Linked DNA regions of Mus musculus: all the other regions are linked to region 1. The links are chromatin loops, found by intact Hi-C in ENCODE. Cell type or tissue: left cerebral cortex. All regions are shown on one strand.

Evidence for each region. A loop is a pair of places that touch in the nucleus more often than their neighbours do. Peaks named below come from ENCODE experiments on the same cell type or tissue, not always from the same donor. Only the 100,000 strongest peaks of a DNase experiment are listed, where the experiment ranks them.
Region 2: it touches region 1 in a loop (4-fold over the local background); 12 of 42 quality-filtered maps call a loop at or near these places.
Region 3: it touches region 1 in a loop (2.0-fold over the local background); 2 of 42 quality-filtered maps call a loop at or near these places.
Region 4: a loop joins it to region 1, with 2.5 times the contacts of the local background. A loop is called at or near these places in 3 of 42 quality-filtered maps.
Region 5: it touches region 1 in a loop (2.5-fold over the local background); 3 of 42 quality-filtered maps call a loop at or near these places.
Region 6: it touches region 1 in a loop (2.3-fold over the local background); 2 of 42 quality-filtered maps call a loop at or near these places.

What each region holds. Positions count from the first base shown.
Region 1 is chr16:41,526,902-41,531,901 of GRCm38, forward strand. It overlaps a transcript of Lsamp not described here. Among named protein-coding and RNA genes, the nearest start is that of Lsamp, 3.4 kb to the right of the region's middle. In left cerebral cortex, no CTCF peak of the experiment used is centred here; a DNase peak (open chromatin) is centred at 2,238.
Region 2 is chr16:41,833,429-41,838,428 of GRCm38, forward strand. The region is part of intron 1 of Lsamp (limbic system-associated membrane protein); the gene reads left to right. It overlaps Gm46551 (a long non-coding RNA gene), which reads right to left. Exons shown (of 2, transcript XR_001781926.2): 1 at 2,541-5,000; 2 at 1-1,503. Among named protein-coding and RNA genes, the nearest start is that of Gm46551, 15 kb to the right of the region's middle. In left cerebral cortex, a CTCF peak has its summit at 2,551 (motif pointing left); DNase peaks (open chromatin) are centred at 2,522 and 3,041; H3K27ac peaks cover 519 bases.
Region 3 is chr16:41,933,510-41,938,509 of GRCm38, forward strand. All of the region lies in intron 2 of Lsamp (limbic system-associated membrane protein), which reads left to right. Among named protein-coding and RNA genes, the nearest start is that of Gm52229, 28 kb to the right of the region's middle. In left cerebral cortex, no CTCF peak of the experiment used is centred here; DNase peaks (open chromatin) are centred at 2,361 and 4,876; H3K27ac peaks cover 3,945 bases.
Region 4 is chr16:41,727,226-41,732,225 of GRCm38, forward strand. All of the region lies in intron 1 of Lsamp (limbic system-associated membrane protein), which reads left to right. Among named protein-coding and RNA genes, the nearest start is that of Gm46551, 120 kb to the right of the region's middle. In left cerebral cortex, no CTCF peak of the experiment used is centred here; DNase peaks (open chromatin) are centred at 2,197 and 4,640; H3K4me3 peaks cover 344 bases; H3K27ac peaks cover 512 bases.
Region 5 is chr16:41,742,823-41,747,822 of GRCm38, forward strand. The region is part of intron 1 of Lsamp (limbic system-associated membrane protein); the gene reads left to right. Among named protein-coding and RNA genes, the nearest start is that of Gm46551, 110 kb to the right of the region's middle. In left cerebral cortex, no CTCF peak of the experiment used is centred here; DNase peaks (open chromatin) are centred at 2,399, 3,400 and 3,918; H3K27ac peaks cover 2,039 bases.
Region 6 is chr16:41,672,458-41,677,457 of GRCm38, forward strand. The region is part of intron 1 of Lsamp (limbic system-associated membrane protein); the gene reads left to right. Among named protein-coding and RNA genes, the nearest start is that of Lsamp, 140 kb to the left of the region's middle. In left cerebral cortex, a CTCF peak has its summit at 1,907; DNase peaks (open chromatin) are centred at 2,108, 2,339 and 3,500; H3K27ac peaks cover 315 bases.

The sequences.
Region 1 (5,000 bases):
CCTCAGTGTTCTTCCAAAGTCTGTGCTGGTCAGCACATCCTTCTGTTCGATTCTTCATTCGCAGTGTAGTTTTTAGACAATGCATTGTCCATGTTGTATTCTTATATGTATCAAAAGATGGCCTAGTCAGCCATCACTGGAAAGAGAGGCCCATTGGACACGCAAACTTTTTATGCCCCAGTACAGGGGAATGCCAGGGCCAAAAAATGGGAATGGGTGGGTAGGGAAGTGGGTGGGGGGGAGGGTATGGGGGACTTTTGGGATAGCATTCTAAATGTAATTGAGGAAAATATGTAATAATTTAAAAAAGAACATTAAATAAATAAATAAATAAATAAAAGAAAGAAAAACCTTTTCATAAAATGTCAATCGAATTATTTAAATCATTTGTTGCAAACTTTTATTCATTAACACCACTAGAATAAAATGTAACTTGTTAATCTTGGGATGGTCTCATTATGATAGCTCCGTAATTTTTTATTTCATTCATTTCTTTCCTACTCTGCACTGCAACATACATATAGACTGTTCCATAGGGTTTCTGCTGTCCTTTCTGCTAAATGTATATCATGTCCATATTATTGTTTTAGTGCCTTTACCATGCCATTTTTTTAAACCTGAAAGACCTTGTCGACATTCTCATGTCTACTGTCTCATGCTTTAGGAGTTCTCTTCAAGCTGTCTTTGTTTATGAATGTTTCCTTCACCATATCTGTAGCACATTTACACTCTGCCACCCTACTTTTTCCCATTGGTTTCATTTTGCAAAAAGTATAAATATATTTACCTGTTTGGTATCTATTTTGGGGTCTAGGATGCAAATTCTATGAGATCAGAGCCTTGGTTTCCCCAAGTCACTACCATCTCAATGAAAATATGCTGAGTGACTGAATGAGTCATAAGCTTATGCTTCATTTTGGAATACTCTGCTGCTACTCTTCCTTATTCCTCCTTGACCTATATTCTGAGTATGGGAACTCAGTTCACTACAGCAGCCTCGGATAGAGGAATAGAGTTTCCTGAGTTCCTGCATTAACACCTTGTTCTTTGGAGGTGTTGTTCCCTCTGTCTTCACAGATGCTCCAATGTCCTTCCCATTATATGAAAGTTATCCTGAACAAGCAGAAGCAAATCAGGTCTTACATTATTCTACATGGTCACCTCTTTGTGGATGGTGCCCTTGGTGGCAGAGCTTAAAATCTAGGGGGGAAAAAAGGTGAATCGAAGGCCAGTGTGTACAATTCTTTGAAATAAAAAGATTTTTTAAGGGTACTGGGGCACCAGTGTGCCAGTGACAGCGAGTGCAGGTGTGCTGATGCTTATCCAAGAGTAAAGGTAAAATGTGGGGATACAAGAAGCTGAACAATTTCCAAGACCTTGTGAAACTGGGACATATCCAAGCACTGATGCCTGTAAAAATAGAACAAGTGAGCAAAACCCACATTGTTAAAGGCTGAGGACTGATTTGATAACAATGAACCGTGGCATGCACTGAAAGCAAACCTTAGACTGATTTGCGAGGTGTAGAATTTGAGTCAGGGGTTTTACATCACTGGGGGACTATGAGGAGAACCTGGACATTAACTGAATTGAGGACGAATAGTTTGGGTTTTTGTTTTGTTTTGTTTTGTTTTGTTTTGTTTTTGTTTTTGTTTTTGTTTTTTGACACAGGACAGTACATATGAATAAAGTTAAATTTAAAGATACCAAATTCCAATGACAAGTCACAAGATAATGCCATACGCATGAGCATAAGCCAAAGCACCTGAACACTGCTAGCTTATAATGAAATCAATGAGCAAATGATGGCATGGATCCTGAGGAGAAGTTTTAACAATTTTGCATTTCTAGCTCATATGGAAATGCTAATTCTACTTATGAAAGTAGAGGGTAGACACGATATTATTATGATTAAAACCTTACCACTGTGGAAATTTAGAATGGTTCATTAATAATGCTATAGACAGGTTTAGCATAAAATTCAAGCAATGTAGCCAAATAATTAGTTGTACATTTCAGGCTGCATTTGGATTTCCTGTGAGCCTGTTACCTTACAAAGCTAAACAGAGGAATAAATGCTTCATGCTTCTTAGGGTACTCAGATGTGAGCCAGTTTTTGTTTTTCTTGCAGCATTTGTCTCTGGAGAGTGCCAGAACCTCCTAAAGCCTCTTTTGGAAAGGCAGTATGTTATTTTAAAGTAGTAGTTAAGATCATCTTCCTTGGGTGATGATGGCTGTTTCACATGGCTAACAGCCATGCTCGCCTCACAAGTATGTTCATTTATGCCAAGCTGCTCACAAGCGTGTATAGAGTGATTCTGGGAAAATAGCCTGTATGCCTTTCAGAAAGTCACCTATCTGTTTCTCTCTTGACATTTCTAAGGAAGGAAAGTAGTAGAGGAGTTGATAGTAAGGTAGTTAGGTGGAGAATGGCCATGAGGATGAAATACAGGATCCAGTTTTATACTCTATTGGTGTAACAGAAAGTAGGGGATTATAAGAGAGTGAAAACCAGAACTCACTGAGGGCAAGAAGAGGGGATGTTCTGAGAGTCTAGACTGAACCAGGCCAGGAGAAGTTGATGGATGCATTACTCTATGAACACTAATGTTTACATTATGTGTGGGGTAGGAAAGTCAGCCATTCCTCCATTCTTATACTTAACAATCATAAACTCTCCTTTGGGGCCAAGTGTTGGGAGAAAGAAGTTCCTGAAGTTCTCTCTGAATGTAAATGCCATTGTATTATCAACTTATCTAATAAGCTTCATGGCTAAAATTCTTCTTGAATTGGACTGAATTGCTGAACATTCTTCATTAAAGATCCCCTAAACTATGGTCTTCCTTTAAAGATTGTGTTTTACCTTATGTCCTCACAGCAAGTCAATTAAGTAAAACTAAAGTTTCCCCAAGAACCAGGCTAAGCTTAATAAAGATATATATATATATATATATATATATATATATATATATATATATATATATATCTTAATTGCTTTTCAGAATTTTTTCTATGCAAATATGTACTTGTGCTTTTTCTCTTCTTAATTAGTTTCACTCTTTCCATTTTGATTGTGATTATAATCTTGACTATGTAATATATGTTTTCCTTAGTATGACTACAGAGACAAAACCAAAATGTGATTGGTTAACTACAAATGCTACATTTCTGATGCTACTTCTGTGAATTACTTTGTGCATGGGGTTGCAAGCATCATGTTTGCTCTAAACAACTCCTAGGATGTCACTCATGCTAAGTAGCAAGAATTTGTTGGTACAGAAATTAGGTAAAAGTCATGTGTTGACCTCTGTCACAAAAAATTACTAGTATTGTAATTTTAATAAATAAATAAATAAATAAATAAATAATTCTGTTCCTTTCTCACACAAGATCCTGTCCACTGAGGCATTGCATTGATCTTTATGGGTCTAGTCCTTCTTGCCGTGGCATCTAGGAATACACTGTGTCCCCAGTGGACAATATCACTTTCCTGGCATGGTCAATAGAATTAAGACATTTTGTAAGGTCTATGTCCACCATCTCTTTATTTTTTTTTCTTTCTGATAGTAGAGGAACACCTTACAACAAAAGAACATATTCTATATCTAAGTCATTGTGCAAGCAAATCATCCATGTCTAACAGCAACAAGATCCTTGGCAAGGATGGTCAAGCCTGTTGGCAATGTATGGGAAGACGTTGCCAATCTTGACACCACCCCCTTTAGCATGCTAAACTCATTTGCTCCATTCACACTGCCTATTACAGCACTTATGACTCAACTAACCACTTTATCTAGCCATCTCTTCACTGATAAAATGAGCTCAAAATTTCAACAGCCGTGTCCCGAGCCAGCCATGGCTCATTCCTGCTTTCTAAGACTGCTCATCACCACTGACAAAGCCCATCTTGATTTAGGTGAAATGAACTCACAGTGAAAATAAAAGTCATTGACTTTATAAACCTTGACTTGGGACAATTCAGATTCCAATACTTTAAAGTATTTTCTCCCATAATCTGTAGGAAGTCATCTACCTCTAAACTAATAAAATACTGTCCAAAAATCCTTTAAATATTCTGGGGGACAAGGCAAATACCATCTGTGAGTGACTCCTTAGGGCTTGAGTTCTGTTGGGGTTTCACAGCTTATTCCTCTTGCTATGATTTTTTTGGTTGCACGTGTCTGTAGCTAACCATGTGGCCTGGTTGGCTTCCTCAGCTTCACTCAATCTTAGCTATGCTGGGGAAGAGAGAGTCTTAACTGAGAAAACGGTTCCATAAATGTGTCCTGTAGGCAAGTCTATGGGGCATTTTCTGTTTTAATTATTGGGGGCGGGAGGTTCCATACTACTGGCAGGAGAAACACCTGGGCAAGATGGTCCTGGGTTGTTTAAGAAAACAGGCTGATCAAGCCACAAGGGGCTTTTATTCCTGCCTCCAGATTCTTGCCTTGAGTTCCTGTCTGGCTTCTTTGATGGTAGACTGTGATGTAGAAGGGTAAGCCAGCAAAGCTGTCCGTCCTCACCATGCTGTGTTTGGCCAGGATGTTTTATCACATTTACTAAGATACAAGGTACAGCTGCCCTTGTCAAATTTCCTTGCTATCACAGAGGAAACAGGTGAAATTCCAAAGCTCTGCTGGTACCAAGAAGTCAAAAGGAAACCAAGGGTAATTGCTTATTCTTGGGGTCTGAGGGTGATTTGCTTGCTCAAACCTGGAAACTACATATCTGTTCCTACCCCCTGCCTCTTTCACATACAACCTCGAACCTGGAAGGATTTGCTGTCTCTTGATTGGGGAAATGAGTCTTGCAATGTCAGTTGTGTAAAGCTGACTATAATTTGTTTTGTAGACTTTATAACACTGTCTCTTGTACTCTGTGAGTGTTGAGAGAGGGAGGATATTCGGGAGAGAAGAGATGTCTTCAGCTGATCCCGTCTCCAGCCTCAGGGCTGAGGGAGCTGCCTGGCATTGAAACTCTCCCTTGAGTGACTATGGTGG
Region 2 (5,000 bases), 310 kb after region 1:
AAGCAAGGGTGAAAATTGATGAGCTACATATTAAATTCTGAAAGTCGTGAATGGAAACCATGTTAATTCATCAACTTCATAAAATGAGAGAGAATGTTGCAGACAAGATCAGCAAAGTTCAGAGACAGTTCTTTGCAAAAGCTAATAAAATAGAAAAACCTAAGCAGGTTGTTGATCAAATAAAGAAGATAAGAACAAGAAAAGAAAAGAAAGATAACCCTGAAAAGTAAAATAAGAGCAATCATTAAAACAGAGTGGAAAGCTAGAACTGTAAGAGCATAAAATAAGTTTATTTCCTCCACTTGAAAACTGACAGCAAGAAAAAGATTGATTTTAGACAAAATAAAGAATTATTTCTGAGCTATACACGCAGAGAATATATTATATTATATTATATTAATTATACTAGCATATAGATTATAATTATATATCATGTGTGTGTTAGTGTGTGTGTGTGTTAAAACTCATTCCTGCTCAAAGTTCACAGATAATGAAGAAGAAACAAAGAACACTTGGTGCATAAGCATGCCCTCTGTGCGTAAATGCCATCTACGCTGTACAAGCAATAATGAACCTTCTATACTATAATTATATAATGCTGAACTTTGAGCTATATGAAAGGTTTCCTCATCAGAAACTCCTCTCTATTGATAATATATGAATGGTTGTATGGAGGACACATTCCTGAAATTATGGACTACTCATTGTGATGTTGTAGTTCTTAGTAAAAGAACACTTAAATTGGATTCCATTTAACAGACCCTGATGTTGGGTTGTTTTTTTTTTTTTTTCCCTACTGTATGACTGCTTAACATGGCCTTTGTCAGAATGAATACATATTGAGGGGAATAACTAATAGCTATGATAGGCAGGAAGTCTAGCAATTGAATCTGCCAGGACATTGAATAAATTTTTGTTGAATAACATGACCTTTATGTTGTTAGAGGTACAAAGCACAAACTGATGTCATTTAGGCTGAAACAAAGAGGACATGGTCATCATAACAAAGGCAGAACAATTTTTTTTTAACTTAAAGCCTATATCTAACTTCTGGGTCTGCCAAAGTAGAACATTCCTAGGGTGGTATTTATTCATTGCATGAGAATTATGATTTATATAAATACCCATAAAGTAAACCTTTAGCTTCATGCTAAGATCAGCAGTGTTTAAATTCTTGGAATGGATGAAAGGACTCTTAAAATTATCAGTATCCATGCTCTGATTATTTAAATTCTCAAAATCCAAATCAGCCATTAAAAGCACCCCTTACCTACAGTCGGTACAACTCAGAAAGGCTATTACAACTCCAGATCTCTTACAGTAGAATCTAGTGTCTCAGACACTGTGTCCAGGAGAACCAGACAGAAGTGCAATGATGCAAGTCTTGAGCATCTCATATAACCTGGGCTGACCTCCGTGATTGTAGGAGGACTCACAAGTGCAATGGTTGAGCTGCTGCAGTCATTCAGTGGCATCGGGACTCTTCTTTCCTCCACCTGGAATCTGAGAAGCCATAGTGTGAAAGAAATGGGGGAGGGGAAGAAAAGTGAAATTGAAAACTGAGATTATGTTGCTTCTTGTTCTGACTTTGATTACACTGTCATCTTTATTTACTAATGTTCACATTCCTCCACCACCACCACCACCCCCGCCCGTGTGTGTGTGTGTGTGTGTGTGTTGTCATCTTTCTCCTCATCCTTTCTGAAGCATTTCTCTTTCATCTGTCCCAAAACAGGTAATAGAACATAGTAGAATTGTGTGTGATGGGAATAGCTCTGATTGTAATCAAGAGATCTGAATTTCAGCTCTGTCACTGACTCTAAATAGCTTTTCATATAATATGATAAAAATCTCTGTCACCTTGACAGTCAATACAGATGAGATACTTTGAGTGGAAATGAATAGAACTTAAGCCATCTTATGACAGCTTCATTGAAGCCCTGGTAACTGCTGTTTACCCATCAAAGTCCACACCTATGGAGAAAAGAACTGATCACGTTTTCTTTAGCCTCTCCTTTGCTTCCAATTCTCTTTTTAAAATAACCAGAATTTGCTAACACTTTAACACTTTCCCTTCTATAGTTTTGCTTGATCACATGTGCAATCTCTTCAGCAACTGAGTCTCAAATACTTTTATCATCAGTATTCATTTTACTATGATTTCACCCAAACCTCAGTGCGGATTCTTGTTGTGATCTTATAACAATAGTTATTGCGTTTCCACCTCGCTCCGACTTCACATAGCTGATCCAGAATTTCAGAAGGGTTTGTAACAAACTGTTTAGTCACTTTCCTATGGCTGTCTGGATAATAATTCTTGCTAATTCGGAACGTGATTAACTTTCCTCCGCTGATACTCTGCCATGTGATCTCATCACTTTGGGATAATTGTAATCATGAGAAGAAATCGAGCTAGCCGTTTGATTTACTGTTTAACAGTAATCATTTGGTTGTCCTTTCACCTCTCTGGGAAAATGTGGTCCCAAATACAAAAACAAGTCAGTCCTGGAGAGCCAGAGTAATTTTAGAAATACTGTCACCTGGTGGTGGGTTAGAGTTATAGCACTTGGCTTTTTCTCATGTTGATTGAAGTCCATGTCAGGTGTTTAATCTAAGAGATTAAACAGCACATGTTTATTTAACACGAATAGTTAAGAAGGAGAAACACACAAGCCCTTTCTGCCATCCCATGAGATCTTAAGATTCTGTGACTTAAGATCAATTCTCATTCTGAGATATTCCAACCTGATGTTCCCAGATCCATTGTCTGCCTTCCTCCAGTATTCTTTCACATGCATTTGTATCCAGCAAGAACTTGGTAATGTTTTAGACTGATTAAAGCATCTCTCTGATGCTACAATGCCCTTTTCCACTGTGAAAGAAAAAAGAGTCTTTGAAAAAAAAACCCCACAGGCAAGATGTTGTATCCCCTAGAAACCCTCTGTAGAAATGATGTGACCCTATCCATAGTCTAATGAGTCAGATAAGGCCGAACTAAGGGACAGAAAGCACTTTTTTTGTCTCTTCCTCTATCTTTTTCCATTCTCCAAGATAGGAACCATGAGAAGCATTATAGGTCTAAATATAGGTACCATATGCATTGCAATTTATTGATTTGAATATCTTTTGCGAAGAGCACAGAGGCCTGTGCAGTAGTGGTAATGAATCACTTCAGCAACACAGTTGTATATTTAAATCCTGCAGCATCTGTTTGGCAACCAGATAGCTGATTTGATCATTGACAATATAGCAAATTCAAACATTTCAGCATCCTATCTCCTTCGAGGGTAAAGAGATACACTTGAGAGTATGGAGACCGAACTTGGTCTTTATGCCAGAAGACTTGGCTATGATACTTACAGTCACTGTTGTTGGTTTTCTGAAATGAACATTGCACCTGTGTTGGCTTCAGAACCCTCGGTCTTCTAAGAAATTGGTAAATATTTATGTCTGATACCAGCTTGGATATTTTGTGGTTTTATATGTTTCTGATCATGTAAGTTTGAAGGTGAACAGTCATCTGTTCAAAACCATTAATTAATATTAGGGATTTTGCCTGTTATAGTACATAATTGCAGCCCTTTGTGAAAATTTACTAGCTAAAAGTAATTTAAACTAAAAAGAAAATCAAACAAAATAAAAATGAGAAAACCTTTACCCCCTCAAGTCTGGAACACATAAGGAAGCCATTGCCATCATCCAAGTTCAGTGGAGTATAACAGACTCATTGCTACCCAGCACTTTAAATAGTCTCCTAATAATATGTATAGTATATACATGTTGTATATGATGTTTAATATGCTTTTCTAGTTCTGATACATCTGGATTACTGTCATAGGAATCAGTTCAGTCTCCAGCATACTCGTAGAAAAGGACTCAGCAATAACATGAATAAATCACCCTGGCTACCATCTGCCTCAGAATTCCTCCATTTTAACTCAAGCCTAAATGAAAGACTATATAGAGGTTCAAAAGGAAGAGAGGGAGGAGGAACAAGGGGAAATCGAAATAAGTAAAACTTCAGCATTTAAACTTATCATTAATCCAGAAAATTACTGTGGCAATGCATGAAATTAAATAAATTAAATGATACAAGCCTATGGATTTCTTATAAATCAAATATGTTTCCTCAGAGTGCTTTGCTTTCCTTTCATGAGCAAACTTGGCTCACCACTCCATCTATTAAGAATTGGGATGATACTCTTGATTGTAGGCTCTAAAATCCCAGCAAGAGCTGAACAGCAATGACATCGCTGAGAGAACACGCCTGGAGGTGAATGGTACTCTGCCTGCTGAGAGGTCCCTGCACCATCCATTTAGAGAAAATAGTAAAGGCCGACTGACTTTTTTCTACTTATAAATATTGACTTTTTCCTATTTATAAAGCAATGCATTATGATTTCCCTAATATTGTTTGAAATGGAAGATTGATGCTTAATGCTATAGCAACAACCAATCCACATGTGACTAAGAGCAACCAGGAGGATGCCTGTGTTTGTATTTACATTCATGGATGGTACAGGAGGAGATCGGCGAGTGCTGAGTAATGAAAGCCATGAAATCTTTAACCTGCCTGACTTAATAATTATTTTTCAGCCCTGCTGATCCTCTACACTTTTGCTACTCAAAGTGTGGTCCTTGTCATCACTTGAAGGCTTGTTAAAGTTATGGCATCTCAGGACCTACTACTGAACTACTGCAGTGAATCTGCTTTTTAACAAGATCCCTGGGTAATTCCTGTGCAAGGAACTGCTCTCTGCAGCCAACTCCTTTATTAGAATGGTCAGACTCTGTTTTCCAATGTTCTTGCTTTGAGAATATTTTCCTAGTTTTATCTTGGTTCCTTTAAGATCCTTGCTTGAAAAGGGCTGGGAGAATTTGTTTATAGTCAGGCAAAAAATGTAGACCCCTGCTTTTGTGGGTTTCCACTGTCATTTTATAAGGGCATTCTCATCTAGGATAATGCAAGCTTGATCATCTTTAACATGAAGTATGAGGTT
Region 3 (5,000 bases), 410 kb after region 1:
TTCCATTTAAAGAAAGTGGAACCTTTGCACACTTCAAGCATTAGCAGAAACTGCTGCAACCACTGTGGAAATCAGTATGGTGGTGGTTCTCCCAAACTATGAGACAGAACTAACATATTGCACAGCTATTCCACTCAAGATATATACCCAAGGGACTAAATCAGCACACTGGAGCCATACTTGAATAGCCATGTTTATTACTTTTCATAAAAGCAAGAAAATGTACTAGCCTAGCTACCCATCCACAGATCAATGGATAAAGAAAATTAGGTGTGTATGTGTATATATATATATACACATACACACACACACACACATATATACTAATCCATGATATATGTGGTGTGTTGCCTAAGTCTTCCTCCTGCTCAGAGGGGGCATTGGTTGAGAAGTCATGGATGGCTCAGACACCCAGAACTGGTGAGAATGTGGCAGCAAGCTCCTTTGTTAACTCTCAAAGAGTATTTTTTTATACCCTCTACCTGTGTCCCATTGGTCCCATAAAAGTGTGTCCTCCAAGTAGCAATTTCTGATTAGCTGTCATTTTCTGGGTCACCAATCTCTGGGCTCTCAATCAGGCTTCAGTTTGGCCCTTATGTAGAAGTTGCCTTTGCAGTTGCAAGGCCCTATTGGCAGTTAACTGACATTTATGTAGAAGCAACCACTGCCCTGGCATCTAGGCCTTCCATTCCTCCTACAATGGTGCACATATAAATCTCCCCATTATTCATCCATAATAAAAATTTATAACAAGACAATTATGGCTTTTGTGGGAAAATGGTGTAAATAGAAATCTTTATTTTAAGAAAAATAAGTCAGACTCAGCAAAACAAATACAAAGTATTTTTTCTCATGCACTCTTCCCCCCCCCCACTCCTGTGTGTGTATGTGTGTGAGTGTGTTTTGCTGGTGAGCTTTGTAAATGCCATACAACATAGAATCATCTCTGAGAGAGGCCTAATGAGTGACTGTCAACATAGAGGTCATCTGTGGGCATGTCTAACGGAGGTGTCTTAATTAAGTGCCCAGCCCACTTTGTGTAGTGCTATTTCCTGGACTGTGGGTCCAGAACTATATAGGAATGGAGAAATCACACTGGGCACAAGCAATCGAGCAACCAAATGGCCAGTTATCCACTCATTTCTCTCGGCTCTTGAATGTGACTATGAAACGACTCCCTAAAGCCCCTCTTTAACTTTCCAGCAATGGTGAACTGTGACCTCTAAGTGTAAGCTGAAATAAAGCTCTTTCCTTCCCTAAATTGCCCTGTCTGTTTGTCTGTCTGTCTGTCTATCTTTCCATTCACCTATCTATCCATTTATCTATGTATCTGTTTGTTTATTCATTTCCTTTTCTGCTCCATTCCATTTTCTCCTCTTATAAACTTAGGACTTTCTGCTGGGGCGTGGTTCCAATCACTGTGAACTGGATTTTGCTCTCTTAAAGGAGGATATGAAAAAGAGTAACAGAATACATGTGACCTGAGACCAGAACTGTTTGGAGGGATAAAGGGGACCAGCAACAGTGAGGCAGAAGTAGGGCTCAGGAGTCAATGGGTTAGGAGATGGAAGAAAGTAAAGATAAAAAGCAAAATATCCTGGCACACATGTATAAAAAAAAAAGTATGGTAATAGAACCCACTGCTCTGTATGCTAACTTAATAAGTAACTATAAACAGAAATTTGTTATTACACACATACAACCATTATACTTTCTCTAAATGATTTATCCTAGATTCTAAAGTATTACCATCTGCTATTCATATTCTTCTAAAAGACAAATATCCTGGAGTTTGAAAAGGGTTTTCAACAAAAGCAGCCCTACTAAGTCAGAGGAATTAGAGGCTCAGAATCTAGGTCTTCTCTTGTCTCATTCTTGGTAAATAGAGTCTCCCATAGATAATGCTGTGTGCTTATGTGGGTCAAGTCTTAATTTCTATTCCGAGCCACAAATTATCAGTCTGTCCCCTCCTATTATCCAGAAAGGTTCCCTAGTTGGTCTTAAAAAATAACTCCCATTCTAGAAATACAGAAATATATTCTGTGAACTTCCTTTTAAATATATTCTGTTTCCTGTTTTAAATGAAGAAATGATTATGTGGTAAGAAGAACTGCAAAATGCTCCAGGTAGAACTGTTTCACTATGGGAAAGATAAATATATACAAACCATGTAGAAACCTTATTTGTTCTGGTAAATTTTGACTCTTCAGAGGGAAGATCAGTGCAGAGGGCCTGAGGCTCTGCATTGGTTACATAACATACTTTCTTTAAATAATTCCTGAGGCTCTGTTCTCTCTTAGTGGGGACACAGAGAGAGGAATAAAATCCTGCAGGTACAAAAGAAGCCAAGGAAAGCCAAAAATATAACGTGCGACTCTCCCTCCCCCACCCCCCTGCAGCTGCAGTGTTTACCAGCTAAGTTGAAGAGGAGCTTGGTTAGACTACTGGAGAAAAGAAAAAAACATGCTCAGTAAAGTGTTCCCTCAGGCAGTTTCTAGGAATATCTCAGGCAGTTTCATAATCTCCATAGGTGCAAATATAGGTTGTGACTCCCTTGATGAGAAATGCTATCTTTCTTATTCAAATAATATTTTATACTGTCTTGGCCTGGATTTTTAAAGAGAACTTGCATTCATATCATACACCACAATTATTAAACTCAAATGTGAGGATGTCAAATTTCTAGGGTACTTGTCTGACATGATCAAGGATCTGAAAATGTGTCCTTCAAGGTCCTGAAAAAGAAAAATACAGATAGTCAGGACAGTTGTGTAGGAGAGAAACGTGTGACAAATAGCAAAGACAAAAGTGACATACTGAATTAGGCCAAGGCAGCAAGGTCTTTTGAATTGTATCTTCAGTCCTTAGAGCAGAGGATAAATGCATATGTCTCTTATACATGATGCTAAACATTGCCTGGGAACTACAATACATCATAACATAAAAATGGATAAAGAGACTAGAAGGTGAGTTGTATTTTCATTAGCAACGTGCCCATCAATGTCTCCAGTGAATGAAGACAGATTTCATACAATGGTCATTATCTTAGAACATAGGGAGATTTAGAAAACATCAACTCCAGTCTCCAATTTTCAGGCAAATGTGCTCTTACATAAAAGTTGTACAGTTTCCTTTTTAATGACATTTCTGTCAGAGTCATTACTGGCAGCTGCCATTGTAGATACCATTGAGTTTTCATGGCTTGTGAAGTCCAGGCCAGGCCAGGCCAGTCAACACTTGATGGGGTAGCAGCTCTGCCACCTGGAACATGCACATATCACAACTGGATGACAAGCAAGGACAGAGCTACAGTAGTGCATTCACTTTTCATAGTCACTTGCCTCACTTTCCCCAACACTGTACTGGCCAGAACCCAAGTTTGTGACCTAAAGCTCCCGCCAAGAGACTAGAAAATATAGAAAATTGTATGGATATCCGCAAGGGACAAGAGGCTTTACTTCAGCCCCCAGGCACATATTATTAGATGATAAATTGAGAATAGCAATTTGAAAGTGCCGTCAAAGTTAGCAGCCCACACATTAATCCTTCCAGGAAGCAGATGGACCAAAGGACAGGGTCCATAATTCACAGAGAACAAACAAGACCAATGTAAGAAATGTCCAAGCAGACAGCTAGCTTGGGAGCCAAAGATAAAATGTTAATGTGTTTATCTTTCCTTATGCATTGCTTTGGACAATGTGAGACATTTGAAACATTTTAATAGAGGGTGTTAAATGAGAGAAGATAGAAGTCTATTTGGAAAATATATGGATCCATGGGAAATGTGGCATCTCTGTTCTCTTACCCCTGTTCCTTCTCTCACCCCCTTAGCACATCAGTGGTGCTCTTTAAAGTTCTTGTGACTTTAGTGCAAGTGAACTGCTCCTCTGAGCCCCATGAGGATCTATGAACTATGATATATTTTGAGCCACTTTAATATCTAGTTGGATGAAGGACAGAGGATATAAAAGTTTTAAATGTGTGAATGCTGGATCCACGTGTCAGGAATAGCCATAAAACATGACATTTACAAATGTGAATGTCCTGATCTCAAATAATGTCATCAGCACAGCATATTCCTGTTTGGTTGACAATTTTTCTTTTTTACAATGCTTTAAGACACTTTAAGCAACATTTATAATAATTTACTCTACTTTGTAATTAGATTTACTGATTAGAATCTTGCTCATTTAGATAGCTGTTTTCTCTTAAATGGATGGCACCAGCTGGCTTATAGCTGAAACCTGCTCTGACTCTGAAAGCTGTCAGAGGGGCCAGCATAAGGCAGAGCCTCATGGTATACAACCTCATGTAAAAGTATAGAAGGGCTGTCTGAGTATTGCATTCTGTAACATTTCTTTGATAATACTGTATATATATTAAATATGTCGGAGGAGATTTTCTTTGAAGCCTAAGCTTTGGCTACTCTGAGCATACATTTAGTTTTCATGACAAGGGAAAAGGCTGCTATTATTTTCTGTCAGCCTCTAATCATTAGGGCAAACAGCTAAAAGTCTAGTTTGAAGTTGAGCCACTTGGGGTATTTCACTATGAAGACAAAGTGATGGGTATATAATTAACAGAAGAAAGCACTAGCAAAAAGCTAGGAAAGCATGGTAGTTATAAGTAGCCCTGACTCTGTTTGGAGACGAAGATGCTATAAGTTGTTCATTCTCTTATCATGCAAGCTATGGGAAGACTTCTAAACTTAGGAACTATCTATAGCTGCAAGTGTGACCAGTACGGGGAAGTTTGACTCATGAAAGCCAACTGCTCTCAGCAGCCACATCTCTCAAGCCTGATATTTTCCAGAGAATTGTAGCCTCTTCCTGAGGCCTCAGTAAGAGGAAATAGAGTACTGGACAGATGGGGTGGCTTGCCCTTTCTCCATGGGTTGTAAAGAAAGAGACATGGGCTGAAAATAAAGAATATTCTGGACAGCAACCAGGCTTGGTTCTCGGTCCATCTGGAGCTGCTGGAATTGAGAAAAACACAAGACT
Region 4 (5,000 bases), 200 kb after region 1:
TATACTTAATTTCTACACAAAGATAATGGTATCTTAGGTAATTTACATAGAGGGATGAATTGAAAGCCAATGTCAATCAGGACACAGGGTACAAATGTCTGAAAAGAAAAGAGTAACAAAATGCATAGGCAGTGTTAAAGTTCTTCTTTTTAGTGCATACAAAAAAGGACATAAAATGATTGGAACCCTGGATTGGACATGGCATCTCAGGCTGCCCAGAGGTGACCTTGAAAGAGTTTACCACATGGGTTTGTTGCCTAGCAGCCTGTTATTCACATTATTGAATCGCATCCTATATTATACAGCTCAGCACTCTTCAGCAACAAAAGACATGATATCAGGCCATCTAGGTGTTTTCAGTACACTGCCACTAAACTGCTAAGTGACCTTGGGCAGGTCTCTTATCTCTCTGGATGACAGGTGCCTTGTTTATAAGTTGGCATTCATAGGAATGCCTAGTCTTAGCATCCTGAGAGAATTTAGTTATACACACACACACAGCCACACTCATATATTATTGTTATAAATAATCATTCTAGTGGTAAATGCCATTGAAGGTCTGATGATACTGGTGTTGTCTATAAAATTAGCAATATGCCCATGTTGTAGCATTATACCTGTCCACAACACTCATTAAAGACAATCCAAAAGCATCAATTACTGATTGCTTTATTGAGTGAAATCTGCTAGGTATAGAGTACCCAGAAGACTAACCTTGAATTCAGAGATCTCCTTGCCTCAGTCTCTTGGAATTAAAAGCATGTACTACTTTGCCGCAGGTCAGAAACTTATGTCTTTCAGCCTCAAGATCTGGATCACAGAAGTGCCCCCCCCCCCCGATTCTGGATTGTAGTTCATTCTGGATGTAGTCAAGTTGACAACCAGGAATAGCTATTACACAAGCCTTCAAGGTGACTAGTATCTCTTATTCTCCTGAGATGTTTCTGGTGGCCCATGTGGGCTCAAATGCACATTCTACAGTAGGCCACCAGGATCTGAGAATGTTCCATTACAACCCAGGAGATGGATTATGTCCCACTCAACATGCTTATGTGAATCAATGAACTCAAAAACATCCCTATAGCAGTTTTTTAAAACTATAATTTGGGTTTAATTATAAAATTTTCATGTTCTTTCAAGAGTTTGAATTTTATTAGTAAAAACGGAGGAGGGTCTCTCATTCCCAAGCCAATTTTTGCCCTGCTATTTCCCTTTTGTTTCTGCACATAGAAACTCTTTTTTTTTTCCAGAAAGTGAACAAAGCTTTTCCTAATATTCAAATAATTTCAGTTCTAGCCCATGATCTACTTTGCTTCTACAATTTTCTCAAAATATCTCTAAACACCTTAATGTATCTTTAATTATCCCATCTGTAACATTTCCACTGTCATATCAGCAACTTGTTTCTTGATATATTAACATTTTTGATATTTCTTTTTTATATATCATTATAACTTATTATGTAATATATAATTGTATATGTGATAATTGGTTATATATATTAATAAATAACCTATTTATTAGTGTCTCGGGTAATGAAATGGATGCTATATAACAATTAATTTATTAAAAGCCTTAGCCATTATATATCAGATAAACACTGAAAAAGCAGCAGGCAGTTTGAAAAGCAGCAAGTTCAATGCAAAGAGGGGACATAAACAGAAGCTTCTTAAACATTAGGCAATAGTTACTCCCAGACATAGTCTTCTCTCAACTTCCTTATGTTCTCATCAATATCAGAGTTTCATGACCTTACTTTTATGTCCCACGGAAAATGGGCCGTAAGCCCTGCATAAATTATTAACACCATACCGTTCTCTGTAACTCTACCACTTGATTTTCTAACCATGTGCCCAACCTTTGAGCATTTGCTAACAGGCAGATGACCAGGATCAGGAAAGATGAGACTCATCACCCCATCTCTGCCTCATGTATTCTCTCCTCCACAATCACTCCTACCAGGATCTCTGCAAATTATGAGAAAATATTTCTGTCCTGTGGTGGTTTTGAGTGCTTAGAGCTGCATTCCCATTCATCACTGGTCCAAATGTTCAAGAACTGCCTTGCTCATGCCCGCCCAGCCATATGCATCATTTTAGATGTGGCATGGGAGGGGGGACACATCCCCTCCTCTCTTGCCCTGAGGTGCTTGTGAAGCTCAGAGAATGACGTGCAGTCGGGTTGTTTATCACGGAGCTGAGAAATGAAAGGATGGCATCGCTACAGGACCAGATGGCACTGCACGCTTGGCATAATTTTCTCAGACAAACTAGGACTAGGGCTGTGAATACTGGCATTTGCCTGCTATAGTCATTCACATTAAAACATAACAATGAAAATAAGATTGTTCTGCAAGGAAGGTATAGAGGTTTTAAATTACATGCATTTAGGTGTTGTAGGCTCCCGTTAGGTACAGGCAATACTATTGTGCTCCTCATATTTTAAATCTGGCAAAATTTTATAGATGCAGACTCTATTTTTAATATCAACTGACATCCCTCTGCCTTCCCATAAATGTTCTCAGTTGGTTATATATCAGACAATTGCATTTAAGCATGTATAGACTATTCGAAAAAAGAACGTAGAAAGAAAAACCATGCTAGAAAGAATAAGAATGTCTTTTAAGTCTGGGAAATAACAAAAATGTCAAAGAGAACTATGGTGTGCTAAAGGAGCATTGGCCTGTATTTATTTAGAAAACTTGAATTAAGATTCGGCTACTTATTAACTGTGTGGTTGCAGGCAAGCCAAGCTTATTTAATGTATGGCTTTCCTAATAGGCAAGTGAACAGTTTGGTGTAGATTAGTGCTGACATTTCTTTCTACTTCTAATATTCTTTGATTTGCTTTTTCCATGAGGACCTGTGAAGCCACAGTGCAAGGCTGCCTACATTTGGCCCACTTTCATGCTATCCTATCCCCACCCCCACTGAAAGAATGATAGGTTGGAGACAGGAGGTGTGTAATGAAAAGGGCAGAGGAGTCCCTATGCATATCATTTTTGAAGTACATTCTATTTTCAACCTTTTCTCCAGTCTCTCTTTCCTTAAAATCAATACTCACAATTTTGATTTCCTTTGAGAAAGTGGGACTATAAATGGGGAAATAGCTACAGCCTCTCAAGCGTGTTTGACTTAACTAATCCATTTTTTCATTCATTCAACAAATTCTTCTTCATGGAGCCATTAGGCTACAGAGAAGCATTGATAGATAGGGCATCTTCCCTTTCCTAAGGGAGTTGATAGTCCAGGGGGAGGCACAGAACTTACACTTATAAGAAATGTGATATGCTAGCATTATAATCAAACAGAGGAGACAGAATCAATTTCATTAAGGAGATATAGGAAAGGTGTCACAAATGAGCCCATCAGACTTGGCTTAAGAAGAATCTTGATAGTTTCTCCAGTGATGTAAAGGAAAACATTTCTTTTACAGATGGAGCGATACACACTAAGAATCAATTTTATGGAAAGTTCTGGTATGTTAGGACAAATGTGAAAACTTTCATCTGACCTGAATAACGAATATAAAAGAAAAGGGAAGAAATTAAAGCTAAAAGAAAATTAGGGATGCCATTTTGAGAGGCTCTGTATTATTGAGGCATTTTGATTTCACCTATTGGGTAACAAGAAAACAATGGAGATGTTAATGGATAAAACAAAAGAGTATGACCCTATGCTTTGTTTTATATGTATGAAGATACCCGGCCAGCTATAGCCACATTAGCACCAACTGCACCTCTTTTTTTTTTATTAGATATTTTCTTCATTTACATTTCAAATGCTATCCCAAAAGTCCCCTATACCCTCCCCCTGCCCTGCTCCCCTACCTACCCACTCCCACTTCCTGGCCCTGGCATTCTCCTGTACTGGGGCATATAATCTTCACAATTCCAAGGGCCTCTCCTTCCATTGATGGCCTACTAGGCCATCCTCTGCTACATATGCAACTAGAGACATGAACTCAGGGGATACTGGTTAGTTCCTATTGCTGTTCCTCCTATAGGGTTGCAGATCCCTTTAGCTCCTTGGGTACTTTCTCTAGCTCCTTCATTGGGGGGCCCTGTGTTCCATTCAATAGATGACTGTGAGCATCCACTTCTGTATTTGCCAGGCAATTGTGAGGCTCTGCCTACTGTACCTCTTAATACAAAAATTTCATTTCTTCTGTGTTCTGGAGAATAAATGATAAGGATAAAGGCAAAGCAAGGGTTGATTTCTTCTTCGGCATCTCACCCTGACTAATAGTTGTGATGATGTTATGAAAAGTGTTTTTCTCTATCAGGAAAGGGGCTGGAGATTCAGAACATTCAGAATAATCCATGAAGTGCATGCTAAGAGTCTCAAGCAAAAGATATAGAGCCTTAGCTTAAGGAGAGATATAGATTCATAATATAAGGCAGTCAGCAAAAGTCAACCTAGTGCATTTAATATCGAAGGCAGTAAGGGGGTCACTGTCTATTCATTTATCCAAAATTATTAATTAAATACTCAGCGTCTGTTAGCAGAAAATGAGCCTGAGTCCTTCTTTTCTTGGAGTTTATTTTCTAGTAGAGAGTAGTTAGAATAGCAAATGTGTAAATAACAAATGGTGGGGAGGGCATTCCGTACATCACTGCCTCCCGGTGCTCGGTCACGGTCATGGTGATCAATTTTGAATGTGTATATTTGGGCTGTTCTCACTATGGCAAAGGAGAAAGTGCTAAGAATACAACTCCCACACCCAAATTGCATAACTCCAGGTCTCCCAACAAAATTTGTCGGATTAAATCTGTCTTTTAAGTCTTTTAAGGTAAAATAGCAATGATAGAATGTTCACAGTGTTCCTATTTAATTAGCGATGGGTGAAAATATGAAAGACGTGAAGAGGAAGCCAAGTAGAATAATCTACTGTATTTTTTCCTGGTTTTCATTTTATTAAAAAAATGTATTTTTTTCCTCACATAATAGATCTTGACTATGGTTTTCCCTTTCTCTCCTCCTCCAGTTGTTCCCTACCTC
Region 5 (5,000 bases), 220 kb after region 1:
TAAAGTAAGGACATGCCTGCAGTGTGCAGACTCACTACCTGTTTTAGTAAAACAAGTCACAACAACCCTGACTGAGCACATTCTAGAAGTTTTCACGTGTGTGAACAAGACCTGTATGGAAGAGTGGAGTTTAGAAATGAGATCTAGGGCGAGCAGTGGTGGCGCACGCCTTTAATCCCAGCACTTGGGAGGCAGAGGCAGGCAGATTTCTGAGTTCGAGGCCAGCCTGGTCTACAAAGTGAGTTCCAGGACAGCCAGGGCTATACAGAGAAACCCTGTCTCAAAAAAAAAAACCCAAAAACAAAAACAAAAACAAAACAAAACAAAGAGAGAGAGATCTAGAATCTGAAGGTAAGACTCCTGTTAGTCCAGTCTCCTATGTAGGTTAAGATACCCAGACAAAACTCACCCTCCAGTCTTTATTTAAGTCACACTCTAACAATAGGATACAGAAGTCAGAGAGACCCTGCTGGGAAACTGTTTTTTGGTTTTTATTTTTATTTTTGTACAGTGTAGCTATATAAGGTCTTGCTTTGATCTATTTACAGTAATTATGTTAGTAACTTCATGAAATACCACAAAATTCAAGAGTCAAGTGGCATGTGGAATGTATCTTATAGACATCTTCTTTTCTCATAATGTATTTGGTGCTGATCTCATTGAGAGGCAGGTTCCTCACTCTCTCCCCCTTCCTTGCTCTCCTCATCCCTTCCATCCGTCCCTTTACGTCTCTTCTCCTTCCAGTTATTCTTTTCTGTGTTGGTATGATTTATTTTATTTTAGTTGCTTGGTTCTACTAATATTTAAGGCAATAAGTTTTATTATGGTGTGTTTGTGCTGTTTGTGTTGATCTCCTCTCACACCCTCCCCTGTGCTTCTCCCCAGTCGTCCCCCCACCCCCCAGTCTTGCAGCTTTCTATCCCTGATAATGCCTGTTTTCCTTTCACATCTTGCATTTCTCTATCTATCCTCTTTACTCCCCTTCCTCTAAACCTTCTTCCTACCTTCATGGTCTCCTTGGAGGTATATCTAGGATTTGCATGTGAGACAAAAAATAACAGGATTTGTCTTTCTGAGTTTGAGCTATCCCTGTGTAATTCTTTCCAGATCCACTCACATTACTACAGATTTCATAGTTTTATGTTTCCTTATAGCTGAATAAATGTCAATGTATATGTGCACCACATTTTCATTATCTATTCCTCTGTTGATGGACACAAGCTTCATGTGTAATATGGACACAATTCAGCAAAAAGTCCAAGAATTTGAAAGCTGGCCTATTTGAGTGTCATTCAATCGTTCTGCATAGTACAAAGACATGCCACAAATTGTATTTCAGAATATCTGTTGTGCCAACATATTAGTCTATTTTTAAAATTATTTGTTTGCAACCCAGTTTGGTGGTGGATTATAACATAATTTTCCCAGCCCCTGGGCTTCTCAGAATCATTATTGTCATTTTTATGCGGTCTTCAAGTTTCCTCAATGTATATTGTAGTTACAACATTCTACCTTTTATTTACCTCCAAATTAAAATAAAATTATGAATTATTATTTCAAAATGACCATTGCACTTCAGAATTGAAAATAATGACAAAGTTCTGTGGGGGTGGGGTGGGGGTGGGAGATGAATAACCAAAAACAGAACTTTTGCAATATCAATATTGTGAGATCAGGTCCTTGTATTTCTGTTAAATGTCAGACAACTACAACTCAAAGGAGAAAGAAATGCTAAATTTTATGACTTGGAGAGTCCTTGATTTTAAGCTCAGTTATCGTGTCTGAGAAGATTTCTTTCTCTTCTAGTTAGACCTCACAAAAGGATTCTAATGCAGTCAAGTGTGGTGCTTTCTTTATGACTGAATTGAAGTGCCAACTTTTTTTCCAATGGTCAGAGCAACATTTCTTATTTAAGTAAATAAATAGGAGGTAAACAAATGAAGGAATGAAGAACTGTCCCAGGCTGCTGCCCACGTCCCAGACTGGCCCCCTCAACCTTCCACATAGTTCTGTTTTGCCAAGTTCTTCCTTCTTATCTTATAGGTAGCATTTGGTCACTTCATGAATTATTCTCTCTGTATGTTCTTTCATTCTTTCTTCTTGCTCCTAACATTCATATCCCAAGAGAAGCTAAAATGAAAAATGAATGAGTCTGTATTCTCCAATCCTTAGAATCTTTGAACAGACTTATAAAGGCACCAGAAAAGCTTCTATTCAACATCCACTACAGGAAAGAACTGAACTATGGTTAGACAGAGTGCTTGCGCTGAAGCAGTATATCTTGGAGGGGCAGCTCCAAGGTGTCTGCTATTATGTTTGTTTCTAACAGCCAGGCCCAGTGTGTGAGCCAAGAGTTGTGCAGGTGCCAAAGGCCAGTCAGCACTTCCTTGCCTGCGCCAGATTGTAAGCCCAGTCCTTTCAGGGGAGAGTGTGTGAGCCAGTCAGTGGGAGTATTTTTTGCTGTTCACAGAACACTGTGTTCTGCCTTCTGGAGCGAGGAGGGCAGGAGCACATAAATCATGCATCCGTTAACATTGTTCTGCAATGTGGAATTCATAGAGGTCACAGGATATCTGTTAGTCACCTGCACCTGGTAATTTACTGTCACTCCTATTCTGGCTCATTTTTCTCCACACTGCTTCATTACTTCAGGACTGCCTTTTCTTATATGATAAGTATAATCTTGTCCATCATTTCTTAATTAAAATATGGCTTCACAGTTCACTACAAGTTCTGAGATGTTTGTTAACGGCAGCTACCTTTGCTATAAGTTTCAAAGAAATGATTAAAGGTAACAAGGAGAAAGAATCGACTGGGTACTTTAGCATCATCTGTGCTACAAAGCTTATCAGTCCATGAGCGTACAGCACAAAATTAGGTAGACATGTTGGGGGCAGTTTAACAGTTTCCTTTGCTTGCTAATTTCTCACTAAAGTAGCTAAGGACAGTCCAGTTGAGAGGGAATTCTCTCTAGTTTTGAGTTCAGCAACCATTCACAAGCATATTAGACATCCATCAAAACCCAGTGAGGTTCATTTAACCCAATTGTTTAAGACCAATGCTCATCTGATACGAAGCCATTCCTTGCCTCTGGCAGCAAATCTACTCTACTACTTAAAGAAGAGAAGAAGAAGAAGAAGAAATGTTTCCCAAACTCTCCTCTTCTGAGGCTGAACCAGCAGAAACTAGGATTGATTTTCCTGGCTTGAAAATGGCAGGTGCTGTACAGACAAACTAAGATCTTTGCAAACCACGTTGGTAGCTCTATAAAGCTAGACTGATGCTGTAAACCCTTCGTCTGGAGAGGGTATGGAACATGTGATGATTTGTGTCTATATATGTTAGGTGAGAGGAATTACTCAAATTGCCCTAGTACAAGAACAACATGGTCTCCTTACCCAGAGAGGGTATCATCGTGGGTGCTTGAATCCTCCTGTTTACCAAAGGCTAGTTTTACTACTGTGTTTCCTCCTATCCATGCATATAACAACATAAGAAAAACATCAGAATTTAATGACATAATGTAATAAGAGATAGCTGAATGTTACTATCTCAAAATGTCTCACACTGTGATGTTAGGAGATGATACAGTGCCTCCATGAGACAGTGTGGGGTGTAGAACGCAGTCACTGTGATGCAGCATTGGACTACTTACTACTTAAGGGTTACATCACAATTCTGCACCAGTCAGCCTGATAAATGTGGGGACTCCTAGATGATTATTGAGGGAGGGATCTTTGTGACCTGGATATACTATGGTTGACCACTTGAAATGGAAACTAAAGGAAGTAAAATCGCAGATAAGGGGAGACTGCTGTACAGATGGCTTTACTAAAAGAATGCCAACGTCGTCGTTAAATCTAGGGAATCTAATTTTGCAGTCTGTGGGATTTAGAACAGAAGGAGAAGGAAGCGTCATATGGTCACACTCACTACTGGCTTCTTGGAAAACTGCTACCCGGTGATGCTAGTGAAATGGCCCCCCAAATATGGACTAGCCGTGGAATGTGAAATACTAATTTTAGCTTTTCAGAGATCGTTTGAAGCTCCCCCGCCTCTCTTCTACTACAATCAAAATCCAGACTGAAAATTGTTACTTCTTTGTATGTTTCTCCAGATTTGCTCAGTTCACGTACCAAGACCTGATCCCTAACTTTGAACTGTGAAACATGAAATAGCTCCCATCCCATCAGTTGTTGGAAAATTTTAACGGTTGAAAATGTAACAGAGGGGTATCTGAACCTTGCAGTTTAAAAAGGCAGGCTTTCTAGGATGTAAAATCCATAGAACACCAAATATATCCATAGAACCAGTTTTAAAGATATTGTTAAGACACAAGAGTGCTGGAGAAATGATATAAGTATCTATCTGAATATAGTAGTTTCCACCTCTATGACCAGTAACCAAATTATATAAAGACTATATATTTTAAAAGAAAATGATTTTGTCTTTTACTCTGTCCTTTTCCCTGCCAGCCCTGTTTGATTCATTTTTCCTATGAAGCCATTTCTGACTTCTTCATTCTACAATGAATCCCCCTATAGGTTACTCCTGTCTCTCAGAGCACCGAACCTGTTAGTCTCTAAATGCTAACTTCCAAGTGGTTCTGTGTGATGTCGCATTTGCTTTTCTGTGCATGTATTATCTATCTGAGAGGCCATGGGCTTTCTGTTATTTCTATGGCCTTTAAATAATCACATGAATCCTAGGCTGACCCTGGTCCACATATTGATTGACTACTGCTTCTTTTTAAAAATACAATGTCATCATTGTGCACTAATTTAATGAGGCAGTGACCTTCAGTCGAAACTGGGGCCTAACTTTAGAAAAATCAGTATGCAGGCACGATGAACTCACATCTTGTAGCATCTGCTTTAGACTAGAAGGATCAGAGGTCCAAATGTCTCACTCAAGCTCTGTCATGATCAGTGATGGGACTTTTCAAGACCTTGTAGAGAATACGGCTATCAAAAAAAAACGTTGGTCGATTTAATTAATAA
Region 6 (5,000 bases), 150 kb after region 1:
AGCCCAGTTACATATCCACCAACTAACCCAATGCGATGTATAGCTCTTGGGGCATTCCCTAATGAATGAACAGCTTCCTCAAGGAACTGTTTGAGAAGTTGTCTTGGAAATTAACAGAAAATATACCCACTTCAGGGATAAAAACACATTTAAAATGCTACTAGCATAAATTCCTAGTGTCCTTCCCAGCTTCCTTCAGCACATCATAAGTGTTTGCTAAGTCTTTATATTGGTTTTACTCTGCTTCCTTTGTTTGTTGGTCTTTTGAATTTGAGATGCACAATATGGACTAATCTCTCTCAAGTTCAGTATCTTATCATTAGAAAAAAGTCTGGTTGTCAGAGGGTCATCTTTTCAGCTGCAACTTATAAGTAATTTGATGACTCAGCCTTCAACCTTAGAAAAACTTTACTTCAGGTCTCATTCATGTAGGTGATGTTTTGTTGTTTTGTTTTAATATGCATTTATACTGACATGATCCTAGTTATATGTTATATCAAGTTTTTTTTTCTTTTGCCCAATTCCAGCTATAAAAAATGTTGAATTTTCAACTATTCAAAAAATATGCTCAGTAAATTTTCAGCATTTTAGTGAACATTAATGCTCTAAATAATTGATCCTATACAGTTATTAAAATATATTAAGTTATTTGCTTTTTTTCTAGGTTACATTCAGATACCCTGATAAGAATTGTCATTTTTTTTCCCCAAAGTAAACATATTATCTCTATAGAGGAGAGCTGTCCTTTTATCTTTTGATTATCAAAGACAAAATTACGTGGTAAACAATGCTGGCTCTATCGTGGACTTTGAAATGACCCATCAGAACAGAACCCTCGGTGACCTCCATGCAGTTAATGCTTTCTTGTGTCCTCTGTGCTCCAGGTTCAAAACGCTAGTGAAAAAGTATCCACCTTCTTCCCCCCCCCCCCTCGCCATCCATGGTGATTTTGTCAAAGCAGGGGAGAGAGAGGGCTGGTGCTTTAGCACAGCCAGCCTGCTTGCTTTCCTCACCTCTCTGCTAAATGGATGTGGTCAGAAAGTGCCTTGAACACAGGAGCCTAAATAATGGCGCTACGTTTCCTTCTAGAGCTCAGTAATATTTACTGAGACCAACAGCTCTATTTTCTTCAGTCCCTGCTGCCTTAATGGCTAGCTTCAGGGTTGGAGGTGGGAAGGGAAGGGATGAGGAATGGCTGAGAGAGATTCAGGCGACACAGTTAACGGATGACCTTATTAGAGACACTTTCCCTAGGCCTAAGTGAAGCCTTTCCGTCTGAGTCGGCAAGAAGTGGGTCATTTTCCTGGTCTGTCATGCTCTGTGCTTTCTTGACTGGTGGCTGCAGATGCAGCAAGATCTTGGTTTTCCCTACTGGGTTGGGTTCCCTGAGGTATACTAATGGAGCAGTCTCTGTGAGCTTGATGGGGCTTTCCACAGATCATTTATTTCTCTCCTAACCTCTTGGTTACTTCTAACTCTCCACAATTCAAGCACATCTAGCCACCATTTTGGGCAGAGTGTGTGCTTCACTAAATCTCAGCTGTTAGGCTGGTCCCATCTCTGATCTGGTAAGGGAGTCACATAGTTTTGAGTCCTGGAGGGCCGGAAATTCTGTAGTAACTCAAAATCAAATTCATACTCAAAACAATCATGTACACTAAATAGCCAACCCACTATAGGTACGACAGGTAAACTGTCATTATTTATCAATTATATAGTGAGTGAGTTTCAAATTCTTGTGAACTATTTTTGAGTTTACAGCAGCTCCTTGCCAGTGTGGATTCTTCAAACACAGGGCTTTGAAACAATGACCACAGTCGTTTGTGTTTCTGCAGAGTCTGTTGACAGTGTTTTTAGAAAGTTTGTTGAGAATTTTTCTCTGTTGATCCCATTTCCAGTAGGTGGCCTGCTGTCTCCTGTGGGCTCTACCTGTCACAGATTATACATCAGTAACCTTTTTTTATATGTCAGAGAAATACTCCTCCACTCTCAGCTGATGCTTTGCTTTGGGGGCTGCTGTGCTGCTATTCCTCCTGGTGCTCAATTCAGGAGCATATGGGTGGTCATCTCCTGGGGATGCTGAGTGGGTGGGATCTCTTGATGCTGAAGACAAAAGGCATCATTGCAGTCTGCTACTGAGCAGGACCGCTCTGAGTTATTTCCATGGCACAGCTTCAACTTGTCTCTTACACTCTAAAAATAAGGTTTTGGCTCCATTCTTCTCGTGTTCAATACCCCTCTTTTTTTTTTTTTTCCCTGCAAAAGTTTTGAAGAAACTACAAGATATCTATATATAAGAGCAGACATTGCTTGATGTTGGATTGCTCTACAAATACAGACAGTGTCTTGCTGTTACTGGACCCAACTCCATCTGCTCACTGCCTGAATGCCAGTACTCCAGAGAAGAGAACTGGTGGGAGAGAAAATATACTTATTCAAAGGCTAACACCCCAAGAAGAGAGAAGGCAATCTCTCCCTACAAATGATCATTTGGGGAAAACACATAAGAACTTAAAAGTGTGCTTTATTGGAAAGAAGGGGGGCTTAGGGGACAATGTGTAGAAAGACTATATACCTTTGTCATTTTCATCATCCTTTTCTTTTGCTAGAGCATCACCATCAACCTTGACCTCCTAGAGTTTGTTCCTGTAAGTCCTTATCCGCTCATTACTTTTCTGATAAGCCTTGCAGCAGCTGAGGTGATACATGGGGCAAGGGAAAGCAAGGTGTTGTGCATTCTGATGAGATCTGCGGGTCACCAAATGTTCTGAGATTTGCAAATCTGAGAAAGATTATTAAACAGTTAACATCTGAGTCTTTTAGGTGCAGCTAGTCTTTAGAATTTAGAACGTCTGGCAAGGAGAGAGGAAGTCAAATGACACCTCTCAGAAGTGTCACGTTGCTGTAACATCCTGGCATAGAAAACTCTTAAGTCAATCACAAATAAACTGCTATCTCTCAATGGGTTGCGGTGGATTTAAAAATTGTAAAGACTTAATTAAGCTTGACTAGAAGTTTACTTTCATCGCAACATTGAAGAAAATAGAAGATAAAATGAAATTGCCTTGAAATTAGTCCTTAAAAATGCATATAGCATACTTTTCAATTGATAGATAAGAAAGTAATTTTATGGAGTTATTTTTCCCCTAATTCCACAAATTGACAACTGCACTTCTACAGACTGGAAAGTGTGCACTAAACTAAACACAAACATTTTCTACCAAAACAAAATGTTCTCTGCCTTTGCTGTCCATTTTCCAGCAAACTGCAGCAATCGGGGAGGGGGGGGGGGAGGGGGGCTGGGGCGTGGTGGTGGTGGTGGTGGTGGTGGTGGTGGTGAAGTTATCACAATCACTATTTTTTCACTTTTTTTTTTTTATACCATGTAACATTCAGTCATGTTGGAACAGAAATATAAGACTTCTTGTTTTAAGCCCTTGGTTTATTTGCTAAAACTGGCCATGATTTTTGGGCAGACACCCAGGAAGGGAAGCAGAAGGAGACACCTCCCTTCTGCCCAGTGGCTCTGCAGGGATTTCTGTTGGAACCAGAAAAGAAGACTCAGACAGAAGGCCGCTGTAGCTTCCAAAAGATAGCAAGTCAATAGTTGTATTATATTTTGGGGATCTGTGTCTGTAACAAAAGCACAATGGATAGCTAGATGGATTTATAGATAGATGCCCAGGTAGGTGATAAAGCAGAGTGCACGTTCCGTGGAGCATTGTTGAGGAAGCAAGCCATTTAGAAGATTATTTGCTGCCAGACATGACACACATAATGAAGATAATGGAGAATGGGCCAAGAAAGAACAAAACTATCAGGAATATGGAACTGTAGTTGCTGGAAGGGGAGCAGGGTGCTGGTCAGCCCAGTCTCACTGAAGAAGAATAACTACAAATTGGGAAACTTGAACTGTTTCTCACCCCTCGGGAGACGCAAAGGACGCATGCCTCTGAAAGAGTGAACCTTTGGCTATTTAATTCTTGTATACAAAGAACCCTACTTTCAGAGAGATGAGTCTGGAATTTTGTTCATTTGGAAGGTAGCTCCTTTTTACCGATTTAACTAAATATATCTAAAACAGTACTTTCAGAAGAAACCTGAAGAGAATAATAAGGGAAAGACCTGAAACATTGCATAGCTTAGGATTAAATTTAATGTTAGCATTTAGATTTCAGGAAATAAATAGAAAATGTCTTATTGACTACTTGGTCTTGTATGAGAAAACTGTCACTTTGTTCTCAAGACATAAGATGGAAGCTGCTTGCATCAAATGCAATTTACTGCTTAAATTTTTCATGTAGAGTTTTCTTTGTGAGCTACCATTATTTCTTACCCTGATCCCTGCTGTAAGTCTTATTTTCAGTTATTACCCAGGCAAATTTCAATGACCATTCTAACTATATCTTCAACCCTGGATACTGACCGATGTCCTGAAGATTTTTGTTATCCTCGTTAGATGATTTATAATTCCTTTTGATATACTGATCCTTTTATAGTCTTAGGCTTTTACTGTATCTCTTTCCTCTGCATCTTTCACCCATTATATTTCATGTTTCTTTTGACCCATTTTCAGTTTCAATGTAGTATTATTCAGTCTTCTCACTACATTCACAAGAAAACTATTTACAACCTTTGTTTTATTAGGAAACTTTGTAGAAAATGCAGACAGAGAATGTTGCCTGATGTTCAGAAACCCAACAGCTTTCTTGCTGCATATTCTACTCCTATAAAATCAAGCAATAGTAAAATAAAATAACTCCAGGAAGGCATTCAGTATCTGTGCTCATCTCTTGAGTTTCTAAGACTACCTTTTTATGGTTGTTGCTGGGGGTGTGGACAGGAAGGATAAGTTTTGTTGGGGTGAGGGTGGTAGTGGTCCCACAGTGAACTGCTGGGTTGTGATGATGTGTTGCAGGATTTGCATGAAGATAGATTCCAGTGTTCTTCCTAGAAGAACAAAGGTGTCTGTTCCCTACCATTGCATCTCTTTCCTCTAC